Linked DNA regions of Homo sapiens: region 1 is linked to region 2. Evidence: chromatin loops called from intact Hi-C (ENCODE). Cell type or tissue: OCI-LY7. All regions are shown on one strand.

Evidence for each region. A loop is a pair of places that touch in the nucleus more often than their neighbours do. Peaks named below come from ENCODE experiments on the same cell type or tissue, not always from the same donor. Only the 100,000 strongest peaks of a DNase experiment are listed, where the experiment ranks them.
Region 1: it touches region 2 in a loop (2.5-fold over the local background); 7 of 110 quality-filtered maps call a loop at or near these places.

The regions. Positions count from the first base shown.
Region 1 is chr3:71,388,055-71,396,054 of GRCh38, forward strand. All of the region lies in intron 3 of FOXP1 (forkhead box P1), which reads right to left. Among named protein-coding and RNA genes, the nearest start is that of FOXP1-AS1, 100 kb to the left of the region's middle. RefSeq lists a silencer at 2,224-2,518 and an enhancer at 4,199-4,278. In OCI-LY7, no CTCF peak of the experiment used is centred here; DNase peaks (open chromatin) are centred at 857, 1,987, 2,357, 4,457 and 3 weaker places; H3K4me3 peaks cover 4,850 bases; H3K27ac peaks cover 5,763 bases.
Region 2 is chr3:71,508,792-71,516,791 of GRCh38, forward strand. The region is part of intron 2 of FOXP1 (forkhead box P1); the gene reads right to left. Among named protein-coding and RNA genes, the nearest start is that of MIR1284, 29 kb to the right of the region's middle. RefSeq lists a silencer at 1,767-2,061. In OCI-LY7, CTCF peaks have their summits at 1,852 (motif pointing right), 3,414 and 3,618; DNase peaks (open chromatin) are centred at 1,850, 2,440 and 3,410; H3K4me3 peaks cover 1,288 bases; H3K27ac peaks cover 1,596 bases.

The DNA of each region.
Region 1 (8,000 bases), 120 kb before region 2:
AATATAGCCAATGCAGCCAGTGGATTTCCTTTTCTAACTTTATTTTTTTTAATGTCCTGTAGACTCATCGTAAATCATTTCCAATCTAATTCTCTGGCTTCCCAATTTTAACTGTCGGCCTTATTTAAAGAATGGCCTCTATATTTAACAGATTCCATATCCATTCTGAGAGCTAGTAAGCTAAAAAAGATGTTCTAAATGCATCATTCAACTGCGTGACTTTTTAAGCAGCTTAAATGTTAAACGGCCCAATTGTCTTACCTAGCAGTGATTTGAAAACTATATAGATGGCTTTCTACTAATGAAGAAAATTATAGTTTAGTGCACGTTCCGCAGCTCGCCCTTCTAGGTTTCAGGTGAAATGTTTTTATAGCCGTGTATTCTCTAAATCTACCCGAACATGCATTACTTCATCAACATCAGAAAACATAAGAATTCAAAATTAACGTTAAGTACAAATTTTCCTTTTATCTGAAGATACACATTGTAACACCGGTTATTATTTTTTTAACCTGTTGACTATTAGGGCTTTTATTAAAATGAAAAATTAAATGAAGTTTCCTAAAGCACAAGGTAACACTTAGTTGCTTTCAAGGGTGCTCAAGGGAGAAAAAGGGAAGAAGAAAAAAACATAGTGGCAGTTACAACAAATTAACAACATATAATAAAAATGCCATAAACATGCGGCATACATAATAAATCTAATCAAGTCTACAAGGCGGACAGATAAAAATGATTAACTGCCACTATCCTTGAAAAGAAAAGAAAAATTTTGTCCCTAGCTATTCATCACAGCTAATGTTCTGACCCTAAATCTAACGTGTAGAGCGAATGGTCTTTATAGTAACACACTGTACCAAGTAGAATGGCCTTTTCACTTCCTATTTTATTTTCTGAGAAATCGAGATAACAAAAATGTCAGAGCTACTTTTTAACTAAAGGTGTGGCTTTGGGAGGATGTTAATAAAGGTTCTCAGAATCTTTATCTCTATCATTAGAAATTTTTAAATAACCAAAAAAAATTTAGTATTTGTGTACTGATAGGACAAAAATATTACATATCTTGAGGCAACATTCCATCACTTTTTATTGGCTGACTGCATTCATTTCCTGATTCCGATATGGTGCAAATTCAGTGAGGCCTCCAATCAATTAGGACTCCATATGCTATATCTGTAAGCGGCGGGGGGGGGGGGGGCCGGGGGGGGCGGGTTATAAATTTCACCTAAAGGAAATGTAGGAAAACTGAGGCTTTCCTACAAGGGAGGGTCTGTGGCTCACAAAGGCCTGCATCACTTTCATGAGCGACACCTGCGTTCCTCTTGGCACAGGATCATCTCGATAGGTAGCAGGTTTATGACTGCTTTGCTTTTATAAGTGCTGTTGCAGTAAGGGTTACCTGAAGTGAGGATGAACACAACGACGTGTACAAAACAAATATAATAAAATAAATTAAATAAGGTGGAAAAAAACTGAAGTGGTTCAAATGAACAAACTCCTACTTGCTCCTCAAAGAAAACACGAAGAGCTTTCAGAAACATCTCCTCTGAGAGATGCAAGAGAATATGAGTAAATTACAACAATTAAAAACCATTAAAGATAGAATAATTGAGAATACCTGTTTAGGTAACAATGACTTTCTTGAATGCCTCATAACAGAGGTTCTATTTTTAATCACTTTTTTTGCAAAAACTTGCATAATTTAATAATAATTGTGGATTTTTAATTTTTATACATCCACAAGAACATAAAGTGAAAACCATAAATTATACTGACTCCAGCTGTTAAATGTTGGCATTCTGTCTTTAAAAAAAAAAAAAAAAGTTCAAAAATCTGTTTCCTCAAACCAAGGAAATGTGGGAAAAGGCCATCCTGCCAGTGGAAACCTTCAGCAGCAGAAAGCTCAGGCTGCGGTTTCTTGCCGAGGCAGCAAACTCCACTGAAAGAGAAGTCGCTGCCAACTCAAATACTATTTGCTTTCACACCCAAGAACAAACTGTGTGCATGGCGAAGGCATCGAAGGGCTCGGAGCAGCTGGAGAGGACTGCAGAAAGGTAACAGTAGTGTCAGAGCTACTGTAAACTGGTTCTCACTTTTCTATCAGCAAGTTAGCATCCAGGAAAACAACGCAATGCCTTCACCTTGCATCCCAGCAGCCCTAAGTCAGGACCTGCTGTAACTCAAAACCTCCTCTTTCTAAGTCAACAAGCCAAGGGACTTTTCAGAAAAAGAAAAAATCACCCAGACAAAAGAAACACATACTTCAGCAGTGGGATTCTAAGGGCCAAGAGGTTCAGGCTTGAAATGGAGTCATGAGGAATTTCCATATCTCAGTGCGACATGCAACCCACCTTCTCTGTAAGCAGGAAATGCAAAGGAAGTGTTCACTGCAACTTTGTAAACCAAAGGCAGAAAGCTCTGCCAAAGCAAATATCCTTACTGCAAGGCTTCTGCTTAAAAGGTCCTGCAAGTTACAGTTGTGCCTCATGGATGGGCGTCAGTAAGGATGTGTGTGTGTGTGGTGGGGAGGGGGGTTGGGGGGGGCAGTCAAGAATTCTATAGGAAGAGAAAAACAATCCAAGTCTCCAAAAAGCGAAAGGTTTATTCCATGATGACATTCTGTTCCAGTTTCAAGTAAACAAAGGCCAACTTCTTGCAGACATGGCAACTTCTTGCAGACGTGGCCCAAGTTAAAAACGGTTAAATAAGAAAGATTTTAAAAGTTCCTTTGTGCATGCTGCTTTGAAATAAACAGTTCAAATTCTTGTGCAGTGCCGTGTAGTCAGGAAGAGATGAGCCCCCCATCTGAGACAAGCCTCACGTTATCAAACTCTGCCCTCCCCAGGCCTGGCCTGTTGCAAATCCAGAATTAAACACTGTTAATTATTTGCAGGCAAAATCCTTTTCAAAGTAAAAAATCAAATTGTTTGTTCAAAAACTCCTGCTCCATCTAAGTTCCCCCTCCCGCTGAACATCATTACTTCAAAGAGCTCACAAAAATGTCATGGCCTCCAAACATGTATATGAAGGAAATGATGAATCTGTATGAATGGAAGATCTAAGTATTCTCCACTTGTAATAATAACACTCACCTAAAACAAAAATATCACATATTTCCAATTCTAGATTGGACTTTGTCAGGTTTCAATATTAAGAGTCAATTTTATTGACTTCCTCCAGTTTAAATTTAGAAATCTTTTTCTTACTGTCTTAACCACCCATGCCTACTTGCCCCCACTACAAAAAGTTTCATGGTTTAGACATAGGTTGAAAAATCTGCCTAACTAAATAAACAAAGACTGCCTTTCTTTCCAAATAAAAATGAGTTTAAGAATTTGCCTACTGTTCCCCCAAGACACAATCATATAGCAAATTCTCCCACCTCCAAAATGATTGATGTGATGTCTTTCCTTTCTTTCATCATTCCCTACCTTGTCTGGTCGCTGGTGAAAACCAGGAAGCCACAGACACACACTTCGGTCTTTCGCTTGTGCGGGCCTCAATTCTCCAATGCCAGGTTGCTGCCAATGTCCTTGCAGCCAATGGTAAACAGGCCACAAGGTTCAAGTTAACTGCGGAGCGTTACTACACTGAACATCTGGTCATGAATGAACGGATTGCCCACTAACTCTCAGCATTGGGCAGCTGATGAAAAATTCAACATTTTCCTTGTTGGCACAGTTGTTTTGGAGAATTCTCTAGAGCTTCCTGAATTATATTAAGAAAATTTCACTGCAGCAATCTATATCTGTGAGAACAGCTGGTGTTGAAAGGGATCTGCTGCTCTCTCTCTGTGCTGGGGGACCTCATGTTGGATCAGGACACTTTTACTACATTTGTCCTTGAAAACTTAGCCTTCGTTCAGGGGTACAGGGTAAAGCAGGAAAGACAGCTCACGGATGCTGGATTCCACACAGACGAACATCTTAATTCAGAGTGAAAAATCTATTACTCAGTGAAGAAGGCATTAAGATCAAAACAGTTCATTAGAAATAGACCTGTCTCTGAATTTTCTTTAGAAAACATATCTAATCAAAATTATCGTTGGGTTATGATATCAGATTGGTCCTATCAGCATGGCACATTTCCTAAAGATTTTCAGTAGAAAATAATAGTCCTTTATAAAACTCAACTAGATGCAATGTGTCCAAACATTACTTTTTCACCACATAACTGATTTTAAACTCAGCAAAGTGTTTTATTAAACCTAAGGGTGAAACAATTAGAGCAAATCTGATGTAATATGTTACATTATACTCAGCACTGGAAGAGGTCACAGTGACAGAGGTGTCTGAGGCTTAAGAAAAGAAATTCTCTAAAAATATAACAGTCGCGTTTAAAGAAATTAACTTGTTAATGGATATATGTGATATATTACTATTCTTTTTGTTTAAAAAAAAGGAAGTGGTAAACTTAAGTCAAGCTAAATTTAGGCTATTATCTATGCAGCATAAATTTCACTTCTGTGTATAAATGCTAACTTGCATATTTCTCCATGGTAACTAAACTATGATTAAAACAACAGTGAAACCAGCCTTTAAAGCCACCTGTTTAACTAGGAACAACCTAATTTACAAAAATACTTAAACTTTGGAAATTTCATGGGCATCTATATCGTGCTCTTCCCAGTAGAAAGCTCACTTTTCCATGAACATATAATTGCAATGCACTTGGCCTAGGTCGCAATCATTCTTTTTTTAACTAGTGTAATTTTTTTCATGTATTGTTCACGCTAACCTAAGTGGTATTTAAGATTGTAAAGAATAAGACTGTAATAACTCTTTCCAAGAAGAAAGTTATTTTACCGTTTGGAAGGGATTAATTTACCTAGAAAGTATCTTCACATTTTACAAAAAGAACAAATGAAAAAAGTGAGAAAATTCCAAACTGAAATGACTCTTTGAGATGGCAAGCCACATTCAAACTAATTTTTTTATTGAGATAGCCTGATAATTTACTAATGAAGAAATGGGCTATTTTATTGGTGAAATTAAAGAAATAATTATAATATGCCCAAGAATAATAAAAATGTAGGTATAAGCAATATTTTCTTATTTAATTATAAAACATAAAAGTAGGTTTGAATGTGAATCATTTTGAAACCTTAGAATTGGGTTTAGAATTTAAATACTGAAAACCCCATGAAGTTGAAGCATAATCATAATAGGTCAGGTTTGGTGTGAAAATCATGACTCATATTCATGACACATATTCAGAAATGCCTCATACTAAAACTTTATTATAATCAAAAATTGATCCTCAGTTTTTTTTTGTCTCCTGGTCTTTACATGATGTAATGTCTAAGACCACATTTCACACTGTTAAGTAATGATGACTATAGAAGACTCATAATAAAAAAAAAACTCATAAAATGTCACAATTTATAATTTTATGTATACTTGCCTCTCTAATATCATGTACATTTACGCAGTGGATGCTAATTAGATAACAACGGTATTACTATAATGTCTATAAAACCTGCCTTTAAAACCAAATTCCGTTAAAAATAGTCTTTTCAAGCTGACATAGCCCATTTCCAGGGTCATATTTAAAATAATTAGCACCATTGCTAGTAAATGTTCTAATAAAACTTGAAAATGATTTCTAAGCAAAATGCAAAATTCTCTAAACTTAACAAGAAAGTCTTCCAGTAATCTGAGATAATCTTTTGAAAGGGTGTCTGTGAAATCAAAGCAGTTTTAACATTTTAAAGTTCAGAATCTCTAGGGCCACTTACATGGCTCCTGAAAACTACTCTTGGAGAACCTGACCTATGGACTCTCTCATCCCATCTGATTCTTTTTCATTTTTTAAATTTTTTGTAGAGATGGGATCTCACTGTGTTGCCCAGGCTGGTGTTGAACTCCTGGGCTCAAGTGATCCTCCAGCCTCGGCCTCCCAAAGTGTTGGGGTTACAGGCATGAGCCACTGCACTCAGCCCCATATACTTCTTTGACACATACAAATGTCTGCGGAGCAGAGCAAGAGTTTCTGAGAAGCACATGGAAACAAAAGCCAACTATGCCTGCATCAACAATGTCCACTAAAAGAGCCCCAATTTCCAGAAGAGTCACCAGCTCCCAAAGAGCAGAATGTAAATTGTTCATATGCACCAGCCCAACTCCAAGGCAATCAGCAGTTATTTTTAGAAGTCCCGGATTTTTGTTTTCTCAGAACAATGATGAGTCCTCTTTAGAGATACGTTTTTAAAACCAACAGTCAACTCTCCTTTTTAAGCCTCCCCTATTTCAAATCCAATTCAGCTATTGGACAAAAAATCTAGAAGAAAGAATTCCATAGGCAGTGGTCATTTGTTCTTAAATACATCCCAGACCTTAGAAGAAAAGGTCAAACAGGTTATCTGTGAGTGTGAAGCAATGCCTAGGAACCAATGAGGGAAAAAGGTAACTATACCCACCATGAATTTGTCTGCTAGGTTTCTCCCGGTAAGATATAAAGTCTCTTCAATGGATCAAAGATGCATTTTTATAGTTTTAAAAATAGACATTTTAATAGATAAGATGATCAAATTGAAGGGTCATCAATAATAGCAACTTTGTATTTTGTATATGACTTTGCATTTGTCAGGTAGCTGCCATTTCATCATTATACCGACCCTTGTGTCAAAGGTAGTGTCAGTCTTACAGATGGATGACTCTGGAAAAACTAAATGGCTCGTCCCAAAACTGCTGGGATTTGTTTGGGGACTCCAATTCCAGTGCTCCTTTCACTATTATGGCTCTTAACGAAAGAATTGAACTGGAGGCTGGGCGCGGTGGCTAACGCCTGTAATCCCAGCACTTTGGGAGGCCGAGACGGGCAGATCACCTGAGGTCGGGAGTTCGAGACCAGCCTGACCAACATGGAGAAACCTCGTCTCTACTAAAAATACAAAATTAACCGGATGTGGTGGAGCATGCCTGTAATCCCAGCTACTTGGGAGGCTGAGGCAGGAGAATTGCTTGAACCCAGGAGGCAGAGGTTGCGGTGAGCCAAGATCGCGCCACTGCACTCCAGCCTGGGCAACAAGAGTGAAACCCCGTCACAAAAAAAAAAAAAAAAAAAAAAAAATTGAACTGGATAATCCAGACAAAACCATCTACTTCCCCCTAGTTAATATCTGGAGACTGTTTCACTGATTCTATTATTTGGCTCATGACTGAACAGATTCCTAGTTCCCTTTTAGCATTAAAGTAATAGGTAGAAGAATAAAGCTCGGCGTCTTGCGACCCTGGTTTCCAAAGTCTGTAAGATCAGGCCCCAACTAGTTCTGCTGCCTTGAGTGTTTCTGCTCTCCATCTTGTATGCCTTTTTTCTGTTCCTCAGACCCACCCAGTTCATGATACCCCAGGGTCTGAACACTGGTTGTTCCCTAAGTCTGGAATGCTTCTCTTCCAAGCTGCTCCTGGCTGCCTCCTTCTTGCCATTCAGACCTCAGCTCAAAAGTCACCTCCTCTGAGAAGCCTTACCTGGGTACCTCATCTAAACTGGCCCAGGGGCACTCCTTATTTCATCATTCTGTTTTATTTCTCTGCACAGCACTTTCCTCTGATACTGTTCTTTGTTGTTTGTTTAGTATCTGTACCCTACTAGAATACCAGCAACACAACAGCAAGGTTCTTGGCAGTCTTGTTAACAGTTATATTCCCAGTACGTACAACACTGCCTGGCACACACAAAGTCTTCAATAAATAATTGCTAAATGAATGAATGAATCATATCCCACATCATATCGGTCTCCAATAATGTATTCTCCTCTTTATAATGTAGAGTCCTTTGATATGGTCAATGTTGCGCAAATTTCCTGTAATTAATGGGGGGGTTGGTTATGAATGACTTGGCTATATTAAAATATATTATAAATGCTCTGCAGAAAAAAAGACTGGTTTCTTTAATGATATATCGAATAAGAGGCATCTTTGCACCCACCAGGAAACAGAGATGGGTTACAAAAATGCAAAGTTTAGTTACACAATTCCTTTCCATATTAATTAATCATC
Region 2 (8,000 bases):
TGCAGAGTGATACCTGCCTTGGAATTCCAGCTCTGACCCTGGCTGGCTCTGAAATCTCGTGGATGTCACTTAACTTCCTTGCCTCAGTTTCCTTGCTTACAAGATGAAGAGGGCAACAGCTCATAGCTCACAGGATTGTGGTGAGGACAAAAGGGGAAAATGTATGTGAGACACTGAGCTCTGCATTCAGCCCACTGGGACTTCTCAATAAACCTGACCCATCATGACTACTTTGGCATTTTCTGATACAGCTCCACTCTCCGTATGGATTTCGCCAGTCATTATGGGTTTCTTCCTTGTAATGGTTTTCTTGCCATCATTTTTTCATATTTAAGCATTGTATTATAATAGAGAATAGAGATGAAGCATGCCCTTGTGCAGATTCTGATACTGTATGCTCCCTTATTAGTCAGCCAGGGCTGCTGTAACCCAGTACAAGAGACTGGGTGGCTTGAACCACAGGCATTCATTAATATTTGCTCATGACTCTAGAAGCTGAAAGTCGAAGATCAAGGTATCCACAGGGTGGGTTTCTCCTGAGGCCCCTCTTTTTGGCCATCTTCCCTCTGTGTCATCACACGGTCTTCCCGTGTGGGTTTTTGTTAGAATCTCCTCTTCCTATTAGGATACCAGTCACACTGGATTTGGGCCCATCCTAATGATCTCATTTTTAATTTAATTATCTCTTTAAAGTCCCTATCTCCAAATACAGTCACATTCCGAGTGAGGTACTGGGGGTGAGGGCTTCAGTGTATACATCATGGGGGGAGGACATAATTCAACCCACAACAGCTCCTCACCTCCTGAAAGGACAAGCTAGGCCCCAAATTAAGAATCAGTTATGCTCTAGGAGGCTCAGATGGGAGAATTGCTTGAGGCTAGGAGTTCAAGACCAGCCTGGGCAACATAAAGAAGCCTCTGTCTCTACAAAAAATTAAAAATTAGCCGGGCTCAGTGACATGCACCTGATTCTTAGCTACTCAGGAGGTTGAGGCAAGAAGATCACTTGAGCACAGGAGTTTCAGATTGCAATGAGCTATGATTAGGCCACTGCACTCCAGGATGGCCAAGAGAGCAAGACTCTGTCTCTAAAAAGAAGGAATCAGGCCAGGCACGGTGGCTCACGCCTGTAATCCCAGCACTTTGGGAGGCCAAGGCGAGCAGATCACCTGAGGTCAGGAGTTGGAGACCAGCCTGGCCAACATGGTGAAACCCCATCTCTACTAAAAATACAAAAATTAGCCAGGCGTGTGGTGGCAGGCACCTGTAATCCCAGCTACCAGGGAGGCTGAGGCAGGAGAATCGCTTGAACCCCGGAGGCGGAGGTTGTAGTGAGCCGAGATTGCGCCATTGCACTCCAGCCCGGACAACACAGCAAGACTCTGTCTCAAAAAATAAATAAATAAGAAGAGTCAGGCCATGTGCGGTAGCTCATTCCTGTAATCCCAGCACTTTGGGAGTCCAAGGCGGGTGTATCACTTGAGGACCAGCCTGGCCCACACAGTGAAACCCCGTCTCAACTAAAAATACAAAAAATTAGCCAGGTGTGGTGGTACTTGCCTGTAATCCCAGCTACTTGGGAGGCTGAGGCAGGAGAATCGCTTGAACCCAGGAGGCAGAGGATGTAGTGAGCTGAGATCCCACCACTGCACTCCAGCCTGGGCAACAGAGTGAGACTCTGTCTCTAAAAAAAAAAAATCAGTTGATCTTGGGCCTTGGGCTTTGGCAATCTGAGCCAGTCCAGGTACTTCAGAAAATGAAAGCACACAGGTGCAGCACAATGGAAAGGCTTCCCCCTAGACACTTATGTGTAGTGTCCTCCCAGTGCTGTAGTGAGCTCCTTGCTCTTCCCAGCCACCAGACCTGCAGAGGGGGCTGATGCCTACCAACTGCAATGTTCAACTAAGCTCTGTCCAATCGAGTCAGCAGACCCAGCCATTGCTCATATTTACATTTGTAAAAAGTCAGGACGGAAAGTGTTCATTCCTGGCATGAACTCCCCAATCTGGGCTCATAAACATAAATCAAAGCTGAAGGTCATTTTTAAAAAATCAGTACATGCCTCATTAAAACAATTTTTTTAAAACTGAGTTTCTTGAACCACGGCCTATAATTTACAAAGTGCAAATGTCTGAGATACGTGTGCTAAATTTAAAGAAACAACTATTATTAAACACCCCATTATGTAAGGCAGTGAAATATATTTGCACTCTGTATATCCGTTATAATATTTCAACTGAGCCTCACAATGTTTGGCAGTTCTTTCCTTCGGTGATAATAAAAGGCTTTTCTTTCCATTAAATATCTAAATTAAGTCAAATAGTGTATGTTAAATAAGCCCATAAGTCCTTTTGTATGATGCAATGAAGTCTTGAAATGCTTATCTACTGAGCACTCTGGCTTAAAGGCTGGTGGTTTATGTCCCCTGCAGAGCCCCGGGACCCTGCTGGCTTGGCCAGACTGTGAAAATAAGCTTCAAATGACCAAACGCAACTGCAACTTTAAAAGTAGGAACCAGACCAGACACAACAAACCACAGTGTAGTCAGCCTCACTTGTCATAATTCATATGTGTGGAATTCAACTGTAAAAGCATTCACAGAGTGCTAAATTTCCTCCATTGGGGCATTCCATGTGGAATGTCAGATTTTGAAAAGCTGCTGATAAGCCACTCCTGATTACAAGTCTACAAGTTGTAGAATTAATAAAAAAAAAAAAAAAATTACCCCAACCCCAAAACATCTCTGTCTGTGTCATCCAATCCTAAACAATGTAGGCAAGTGCCAATATTTTTAAATAACCAGGCCATAAAAATATGCACTCAATTGGTGGCCCTGTATGAACACTGACTTCCTTTTTTTTGGTTTTCTTTTAGCTCCATGTCTACATTATTCTCCATTTTGATGGCCTACATAATGATCACTTATAGCAATCCTTTTTTTGAAAAAGAATCTCATCATGGTTCAATGACTTAAAAATATAATCCTTACAGATTTTTAAAAGAGAAACTTGAATGGATAAATATATTCATGTGTAGATTTCAAAGCCATGCATGTATATATAGATGTAAACACATGAAAATGTAATAATCCAATTAGCACATCTTTTTTGGAAACTAAATTAATCTTAACAAAACTGGCCTAAGGCTCAGGTAGGAGTTGACGGAACTGCTGGTGATGACGACAACAATAATAGCTGCCATTTAGTCAACATTTACTTTGTGCCAAGTGCAGTGCTCAGCCCTTGACATAGATTTTCCCATTTGGTTCCTCACAACAAAGCTCTGATGTAGGAATGCATCTTTATACGTGAGAAAACCACGGCTCAGAGATGGGAAGTCACCTGCTCAAGGTCACATAGTAATTAAGTGGAGGGGAACCAGGGGTTGAACCTAGTTCACATTGTGCTATATTGCCTCCCAGTGGTGCCTTAGAGACAGGATATAGGGCCTGGCGAAGGGTAGGGTAATATACCTGGCCCCTAAATGACCTCTTATCTTGGCTAAGGACAGGCAGCATAGCCTAGGCCCCATCTCAGGAGAAGATTTAAGAGCAGACACACCCTGTAAGCAAGGTAAAAAGCCAGAGCCATATCCCACCTCTCTTGCAGACACAAAGGAAGAAATCCCCACCCAAAAATGAACTCCTAACCTTCCTCCACCTATTACCTTATTGCCTTGTTACCAAAAGCACCATATGCATGTTCCTGAAGAGTCTATTTTTCCCCCATCACAACACACTTAAGTAGTACATATTTAAGACAGAAAAGCAATAGTAGTCCTCTTCTTTCTACAATGCAATCCAACTTTTCCTGGGTGACAAAAGATGAATAAAGGGATGAGAGAAGCAAAGGTGTTGGATTATTCATTTGTGAATGCCACTTCATACAACAGCTGGTCACTACCCAGTAGAGTAGAAAGAGAACAGAAAGGGAGTCAACCAACTTGGATTCTCAGTTCCATTCTGTCCCACATCCTGGTGCCGTCATCTCTTCCCACACACAGTAATGAGGGAGGAAAGACCATCTCCACCCCTGTGTTTATTTCAGACTTTCTGTGACTCTGAGAGCTTCCTTTAGGTACACAGAACCAGCACGCCAGCCCTACGGCTCAAGCACCAATGCCTAACACCAAGGAAACGTCACCCTCAAGAGTTAAACTGAGCATCTCCTTACACGGCAAACACACAGAAGGATCCCTGAGATACTAGTAAGGTCAGTTTTAGGGGAACATGAAAACAGCCTGCTCCAGTAGCATTTACCAGGCATTCCTAACTCCCTGGGCTCCCAACCTGGCCCATACCTCTTTCCTTAACTCCAGATGTGTGTACCTATCTGCCTCTACAGCCTGTCCTCTGGAATGTCTAGACATCTCAGACTCAACACGTCCAGAACTTGATTTACCCTCTCAAGCAGGCTCTATCCACGTGATTTTCAATCTCAAGCAGGCTCTGACCACATCCTTCCCCAACACAACTTGTCCTTCCCAATCATAGTCCACGGCAACTATATCCTTCTCATCACACTCAGGCCAATCATCTTTGAGTCAATACTGACTCGTGTCTTTCTCTTAAATTCTACATCTATTCCATTAGGAAATCCCATAGAGTCTGCCTTCAAAACAGATATAAAAAGCCAGTACTCCCCTCCTTCGCTACCAACTTCCTGGTCACAGCCACCATCATCTCCCCGCCAAGCTTCCTAACAGGACTCCCTGCTCCTTCTCTTACCCCACCCGTGGTCTATTCTCAACACGGTAGCAAAAGAGAACTTCTTAAAACTTATAGCAGATCAACACCTCCACCTCTCGCACCAGAACTGTGTGAAAGTTGATTATACAAAATGGGTCAGGGTGTAGCGCAAGGTGTGAAAGTTCATGATGTGGAATGGGTCATTCTTTGTCATACCCCAAACTGAATCACTCTGAGGGCCTGGAGGATAAAGGCACTCAGGGCACATAGCATGGCTCCAAGAATGTAATTCTCTGCAAGCCCAGCTGCTGAAACTGCCTGCTGCAACCATAAGACCGGGTTTACCTAATAGCTGCTGAAATGACCTGCCACAACTCTTAAGGCTAGCTCTACCTATCACCGTCACTCGCTGTTCAGAGCTTGCCAGCTCCCCTAAGCTGCTTCTCTTGCCAGTGAGCTTTCTTTCCATTTCTAATAAAACTATGTCTAATAAAATCCTCAAACTTTGCTCCAATGAGTCTGTGCATATGCCTTGAACTGCAATTCTGTGATTCCCAAATAAAACACTGAATTTAGACACTTGTCTCTATATTTTGACTTTGACAAAGGCAAGTCCTTTAATGGTATGGCCCCAACTGGCTCTCAGGCCCCATCTCTCACCACACTCCCCCAGTCCACTCCTCTTGGCCACAGCAGCCTCCTGACTGCCCTTTGATTATGCATGACTTGCCCCCAACCATAGGGTCTTTGATTAACTGTTCCCTCTGCCTGGAATGTTCTACAAGTCTAACTCATTCACCTCCTTCAAGTCCTTACTCAAACAGCACCTTTAAAAAGAACTACTTGGCGTCACAATCAAAAGCACAGCCCACTCTCACTCCACAGAACTGCCAACCTCATTCCCTGGTTTTTCTTCTCCTGCACACCCCTTCTAACCTCCTAACTAATCTACTTATTATGTCTGTCTGTCTGCATCCTTTCTCTCCCCAGAATGAGTGCCCACAAGGCCAGGATCTTTGTCTGTTTTGTTCATTGATTTATCCCACATGCCTGGAACAGTGTCATGTACAAAACAGGCACTTGGTAAATATCTGTTGACTGAACAATTGAATAGATGAATGAATCCAGGAGTGGACATTCTGTGAAGGCTCTCCCCCCTGTTGGGAAGGGTATGTTCTCTTCACCTCCTTTTTTCTCCTTCATACAAGTTGAAAAAACAGACCTGTCTAAGCTCAGCAAATACCCAGCACGTACACCACAGTTCTGTGACCTGCATGTGGAGCCGACCCAGGTGAGCAGCTCAATGCTCTCGCCCACTGGGCCCAGTCACAACCTCAGAATTCATCTCACACCACGCCCAGTAAGGGACTGAAACATCCTTTATCGCTCCTCTTCCAACATTCCTTTCCACTCACTAACAAGATACCCAGCCCTAAGACAAGAAAAACAGTTCAAAGATGCAAACCTATTATTAAATAAAAATTAATTAGACTCACAGCAGGCAACTTCAAAAGAAAAATACTAAAACTACCATTTTTTATAGAAGTCAAAATTTTAATTAAACAGCATAAAGATAGCCAGGCTATCTGCTTTCAAGTTTAACTCAAAAAGTTTAGTTTGTGAATTTTACGACAGACCTCCATTCTCTTCGTTACAAACTGGCATTTCTAGACCCTCTCATAACCAAAACAGGCCTTTCTGTTGAATATATAACCATGGCTATAGTATTCATGCCATCTATCCCATACCCTCTGCATCGAACCAAAATGCTTCACACAACGCGGTATGGAAAGCTGCTATGTGGACCAGTATCTCCATTCTTTCTGAATCTTAAGCTCACATTTCCAATGCCATTTTATTTCTGCTTGTTGTTTTACACTAAGATGTGATTAAATTTAAAAGAAACGTTCAACTAAATGGTATACGCATTTCCCTTTGATCAAAATTTACACAGCAAAAAAAAAAAAAAAAAAAACTGCACATTTATACAGCTGAGCTCGCCGCAAGTCATTGGAATCACGCTTGCAGGGTAACAGTCATTTTCAAGCTTTTATTAGTTACTATAATGATCGGAGACAGGGGTCATCAAAATGCCTTTGCCAGAGCCAATCTAACATTACTGCAAAGTCCCATAGTGAAATAAAGTCTAGGGAGGGAGGGGGAGGAGAAAGGGAGACTTTTGTGCTGTGTGGCTACAGAAGAGAAAAAAAGTAACTCAAGAATGTAACATTGTGAAGAAAACAGCACTTAACATAAGTTATATCTAGCTCACCTTTACTGGTTCAACATAAGCAAAAACACTGCTGCTACCAGGGTAGTGAGACCAGGAAGAGATTACTAAGGAAAGTTGCTAAAACAAAAGGAAACAAAAAACGTCATCTTTTTAAGGAAGGAACAAGGGTCAGAATACGCTCTGTCTCTGATGTTTCAAAATGATTTTGTTTGCAGCCAGGAGAATGGGTTAGAAGAATGGCCAGTGTCGTTCATCTGAGATTCCGTAACACATTTTGTTTAATCAAACGCTCATTAAATACAAACTTATAAAAGAGAGTGACAACTAAATACAGTACATGATCCTGGATTGGATTCTGGACTAGGCAAAACAACAGCTACAGAAGAGATCAGAGACACTGACAACATCGTGCCACAGTCTTTTATCAATGCTAAACCTCCCGCTTGATTAATGTACTGCAGTTACGTAAAATAACGGCCTTGTAAGGAAATACATGCTGAAGCATTTTATGGTAAGGGTGCTTGAGATTTCAAACTTACTGTCAAAGGATTTAGGAAAAGCACAATGCAAACGTGTGTGTGTGCACACGTGTGTGTATCTGAGAGTATGAGAAGGAGGGATAGAAAAAGAATGAAAAACAAATGGAACCAAGTATAATCAATTGGTAAATCTCGCTAAAAGGCATAGGGAATTCTTGCATTATTCTTGCAACTATCTGTGTTAAGTTTGCAATTATACCAAAAGAAAAATGAGCTCATACTTTGTATCCTAATCTCATTCCTAAAATATATTATCTTGGTTATTTTCTAGAAAATGAAATATACTAACCAGAATAAGACTCATTCTGCTGTAGGCCGGGTGTGGTGGCTCATGCCTGTAATCCTAGCACTTTGGGAGGCCAAGGCGGGTGGATCTCCTGAGGTCAGGAGTTCAAGACCCACCTGGCCAACATGGTGAAACCCCATCTCTACTAAAAATACAAAAATCAGCTGGGTGTTGTGGCGGGCACCTGCAATCCCAGCTACTTGGGAGGCTGAGGCAGGAGAATCGCTTGAACTCGGGAGGCAGAGGTTGCAGTGA